2 separate regions of the Mus musculus genome follow, and region 1 is linked to region 2. The links are chromatin loops, found by intact Hi-C in ENCODE. Cell type or tissue: left cerebral cortex. All regions are shown on one strand.

Region 1 (2,500 bases), 450 kb after region 2:
TTAGTGCCCTATTTGAAATATCTACTCACACATTCCCAGGAAAAAGTCAGACAATTAAATACCCACTTTGGAGATCTTAAATTCTCCTGCATAGTATGTGTTGGCTCTTTGGGATTAATTTTTCTTTTCTTTTCTTTTTTTAATTTTCTTGTTAGCTGAATGAGCTGAAAAGCATGTTTTTTTTTCCTCCGAATTACATGCCGCATACAAATGACCTCATTATTGACAAGGCATTCACTGTTGAAGGTTAAATGTTTGGCACAGCTCTCTCAGTCTAAAAATTATTCTCTATAAAATAATAATCTGCTTTTGTTTATTTTTGAGCCCCAAAGATACTTGAGTAGACAGACACAGTTTCCTCGTCTTATATAACAGTGAAAATGCTTTTTTTTTTTTAAATTGGCAAAGCATATCACAGCTTATCTAGTCCAATTCTTCAACTGATAGAAAAAGAGGGTTCTAAAAACAGCTGGGCAAAAATAGAAATATTATAAATGGCATCACATTTTTTACTTAGAGGGCAAGCTTGCTCTCAGAGTCTGTGTAAATGCTTCTGGGAGTGGAACTGCAGCTTGTGAACAATTAGCCGCCATGAAAGCCTTACCCACAGGAAGCGACTAAACAGCTCACTGACAAAATCACTCAGCTTTTGACTGATCTGTTAGGAAATCACAGCTTGACTGGACGCTTAGTTATATCAAGCCCTGCGCTCAGCAAGACACACTATTCCTCGGGTTTCATCCTTGCCACAAACCTAAAGGCAGCTACTGTGAGTGTCCCAGTTATAAAAATGAAGCTACGAGTTTGCGAAGGTTAACAAAGGATGCAGTCATCATTAGCTGTCTCTCTGTCTCTCTGTCTGTCTGTCTGTCTGTGTGTTTGTTTGTTTTTGAAATAGGGTCTCATGCAGTTCAGCCTGGAATTAAAGTCCTGATCTACCTCCATGGTACTAGGATTGCAAAGTTGTGCCACCGCACCTCATTCAGCATCGAGGACAATGTTATAAACTGCAAAATCACACACAACAAAATTTCTCATGTAATGTGATTAATATCACTATGGCTTAGATTCTTTGTTTGATTAGGAGTGAAGTGATGAATTTCACTTGTGTAGTGACTCAAAAATCCTGAAATTCTTAATTACAGGAATAAGAGAGAGAATTACTTAGTGTGAATATTAGGTTATGAGCAGATATTAGCAGCCGTGGAGGTCGCTGAGGACTCCATCATCAGAATTAGGCCCCACCCCTCATTTACCTGGTACCCCTAGAAAGGGAAGTTTCACCATTGCCCCACCCTAAGATTAAGACACAGGGGCTGGAGGGATGGCTCAGAGGTTAAGAGCACTGACTATTCCTCCAGAAGTCCTGAGTTCAGCTCCCAGAAATCACATGTGGCTCACAACTATGTATAGTGGGATCTGATGCCCCCTTCTGGCCTGCCGGTGTGTGTACAAATAGAGCACTCATACATAAAGTGCATAAAAAATAAGTCTTTTTAAAAAAAGATTTAAGATACAATATGACAATAGAGGACTTTGTTGAGTTGCTGAAGAACTACTTCAGGCTGGGGTGATGGGTTTGTGTCTGTGTTTCTTGGGAAACTGTGACCCGTCACCAGAAACCACCCAGACAACCCACAGAGTTCAGTGTGTGGCAGACATCTGTAATCCCAGCACTCCTTCCCTGAGACGGGAGGTGGAGACAGGAGAAGAATCATCCAGAAGCCGAGAACCAGATAGCTTGAAGTCAACTACTCAGCAGCAGAAGCAAAAGAGACCCTGCCTCAACAGGGTGGAAGGTGAGAATATTCCTTACTTCCTCAAACATTCTGTGCTACACACACACACACACACACACACACACACACAGTACATTAACATTAAGCTTGAAAAAAAAAAGTTTAAGGAAAACTTCCTCTTGGTCAAAAGAATTTGAGTTCTACCTTTGCCTCCAGGCAGAAACTTGACATCCTAAACTTACCACAACAATACACCCTACCATCTCCTTCCTTAACAATTAGTCCAACTGAACCTGCCAAGCACTTGACTGAGAGAGCATCCCTCAGAAAAGCTGATTTACCATACACATGCTAGGGATATGAGAGGAGTAATTATCCCTTTGTTGACACAATGCACTTCCAGGAGACCTCCCTCTGGGCAGCTGCTTACAGATCTTCACCTGGCCTCAACTCCTCTGCTCCTAAAAGAAACTCCGAGTCAGCTTCCCTCACTTCCTCTCACTAAGAAGAAAGCAATCCCAGAAAGCTAAGGCTCTTTCCCATAGATCCACTGGAGCCAAGACTGTGTCCAATTAAGCCACTCATCGGGCAGGCCCCTGTGTGACCAGAGTCAAAAAAAAACAACGAACTCTATATTCTCTGAGGCCAGCTCCCAGTGAGATGAGAATAATGACTTCTCAAGACCCCGTGAAAGTTTGTGAAGCAGTCTCACTAGGGGGTGCTGTGAAGACCTTCAGATCCTTCTGTAACATAATTTTTTT
Region 2 (2,500 bases):
ATGCCTTGGACGAGACGTGGCACCCGGACCTGGGGGAGCCTTTTGGGGTGATGCGCTGCGTGCTGTGCGCCTGTGAAGCGGTGAGTGGATAACGCAGCTGCCTGCCCTACTCTAGAGGGTAGCGGAACGCTGGTGTCCTAAGTAGTAGACTCGGAGATGCTCAGGGGAAGGCTGGTCCGCAAATCGGAGGAAACCGCTTTCAAGTCTGCGGTGTTGACAGTTATTGATCGCCCACAATGTGACTGGCTTTTAGCCAACTTCCCCCCTCCCGTTACAGTATTGCTAGATAAATGACATTATTAGTTCTACTTTGCAGACAGGGACGCCGAGGCTCAGAGAAGTTAAGAAACTTTGGACGGGCCATGTAACTTGTAAATAGCAGAATTGACTGTCTGCAGCCCTGGGGTCTGATGGTTTCATTCCCTTAATTTTCCTATGTTCTCTGCCATCAGCCTCAGTGGGCTCGCCGTGGGAGGGGTCCTGGCAGGGTCAGCTGCAAGAACATCAAACCTCAGTGCCCCACCCTGGCCTGCAGGCAGCCGCGCCAGCTGCCAGGACACTGCTGCCAGACCTGCCCGCAGGGTGAGGCCCGCTGTGCCCGGAGTTAGGAGGGTGGAAGGCTCTACACTAGGTCCTGTACGACTTGCATCGCGGAGGAGGACTGGTCCTCCTGGTACCTTTCTGAAGCCAGCCGTCTTATTCCTTACCCCGGATGCAGAGCGCAGCAATCTAGATCCACAGCCCGCTGGCCTGGTCTTCGAGTATCCAAGGGATCCAGAGCATCGCAGTTACAGTGATCGAGGGGAACCCGGCGTTGGGGAGCGGACCCGTGCTGATGGCCACACAGGTAGGCTGGGGTGGAGGTGGGCCTGATGAAGTTTGAGTCCCGCGGCAAGGCTTGACAGTGCTCAGGCCATCTTCTCTTCTCGAAGACTTTGTGGCGCTGCTGACAGGACCGAGGTCGCAGGCGGTAGCTCGTGCTCGAGTCTCTTTGCTGCGCTCAAGTTTACGCTTCTCTGTCTCCTACCAGCGGTGAGACCGGGAAAAGGGCAAGGACTAGGAGTAGTAAAGGGGGCAATAAAGAGGAGCCTGTAGGCTATAGATCCAGTCTCACTGGACCTCTCTTCACAGGCTGGACCGTCCCAGCAGGGTTCGTTTCACAGATCCCACAGGCAACATCCTGTTTGAACACCCTGCAACCCCCACCCAGGATGGCCTGGTGAGATGATGCCATTTAAGAGTGCTTATCCAAAATCGGCACTTGCTGAGAGCATGCTTTGCATTGCCTCCTTTGGTTCTCACAACAGCCCAGTGGGAGAAAGGCCCTGACATTATGATGCCCATTTTACAGAGGAGGGAACTGAGGCTCAGAATAGCAGAATGTGATTTGTTCAAGGTCATTTGGCTAGTAAGTGGTAAGCCAGGACTTAAAATCAAGGCTCATGGGTCCTTCTTAAGAGGGTCTGGGGTCTCCCTTCCATGCTCCTTCCTCATTAGACCTGGGTCTTTTAGGTGGCTTGTCCTGCATAATTACAGTAGGCATTCTTCCCTCTTCTCTCAAGGTCTGTGGGGTGTGGCGGGCAGTGCCTCGGCTGTCTGTGAGGCTCCTGAGGGCAGAGCAGCTTCGGGTAGCCCTTGTGACATCCACTCACCCTTCAGGAGAAGTCTGGGGGCCTCTCATTTGGCAGGGTGCTCTCGCTGCAGGTAAGGGGAGTGAGCAGTTCTCAGATGTCAAGAGCTGAGCCTTCAATAACCCAAGGGTGGGTGGACTGAAGAGAGGATTTTCTTATGGCTGTCATGGTCTAACACTCCCCAGAGACCTTCAGTGCCATCCTGACCCTGGAAGACCCACTGCAGCGGGGTGTGGGGGGCATAGCCCTGCTCACCCTCAGTGACACAGAAGATTCCTTGCATTTTTTGCTGCTCTTCCGGGGTCTGCTGGGAGGTGAGTGATGGGGAAGATGTATGTGAGGGCGTAGGGCGGGTGCTCACCTTTCAGAAATGCTCACATGTGCAGTGCTTGCAGGACTAGCTCAGGCTCCCTTGAAGCTTCAGATTCTCCACCAGGGACAGCTACTTCGGGAGCTCCAGGCCAACACCTCCGCTCAGGTAAGGGAAAGGAAGGCCTGTGTCTTGCCGAGGTTTACTCTGACCTCTTGCTGTTGCCCACCCCACTCTGCTCTGTTCACAGGAGCCAGGTTTTGCTGAGGTGCTGCCCAGCCTTACAGACCAAGAGATGGACTGGTTGGAGCTGGGGGAGCTGCAGATGGTCCTAGAGAAGGCGGGTGGGCCAGAGCTACGCATCAGTGGATACATCACCACCAGGCAGAGCTGTGATGGTGAGGAAGGGTGGGGCTTGGCACTGTGGGTACACATAACTCAGAGGCACAAACGTGTGCTGAGGAAGAGCCCAAAATACATATGGGGGTCTTGGGTGTCTGGGTGTGGGCAAGCCTGCTGCCACCTGTCTTGTCCCCTGCAGTCCTTCAAAGTGTCCTTT

Evidence for each region. A loop is a pair of places that touch in the nucleus more often than their neighbours do. Peaks named below come from ENCODE experiments on the same cell type or tissue, not always from the same donor. Only the 100,000 strongest peaks of a DNase experiment are listed, where the experiment ranks them.
Region 1: a loop joins it to region 2, with 4 times the contacts of the local background. A loop is called at or near these places in 7 of 42 quality-filtered maps.

What each region holds. Positions count from the first base shown.
Region 1 is chr16:21,187,146-21,189,645 of GRCm38, forward strand. No RefSeq gene overlaps it. Among named protein-coding and RNA genes, the nearest start is that of Ephb3, 16 kb to the right of the region's middle. In left cerebral cortex, a CTCF peak has its summit at 1,433 (motif pointing left); DNase peaks (open chromatin) are centred at 170, 607 and 1,417; H3K27ac peaks cover 1,405 bases.
Region 2 is chr16:20,733,555-20,736,054 of GRCm38, forward strand. It overlaps Chrd (chordin), which reads left to right. Exons shown (of 23, transcript NM_009893.2): 2 at 1-80; 3 at 453-582; 4 at 719-847; 5 at 933-1,032; 6 at 1,132-1,219; 7 at 1,563-1,704; 8 at 1,817-1,945; 9 at 2,027-2,109; 10 at 2,192-2,339; 11 at 2,483-2,500. It also overlaps a transcript of Thpo not described here. Among named protein-coding and RNA genes, the nearest start is that of Chrd, 1.7 kb to the left of the region's middle. In left cerebral cortex, a CTCF peak has its summit at 1,069; DNase peaks (open chromatin) are centred at 67 and 962; H3K4me3 peaks cover 1,188 bases; H3K27ac peaks cover 887 bases.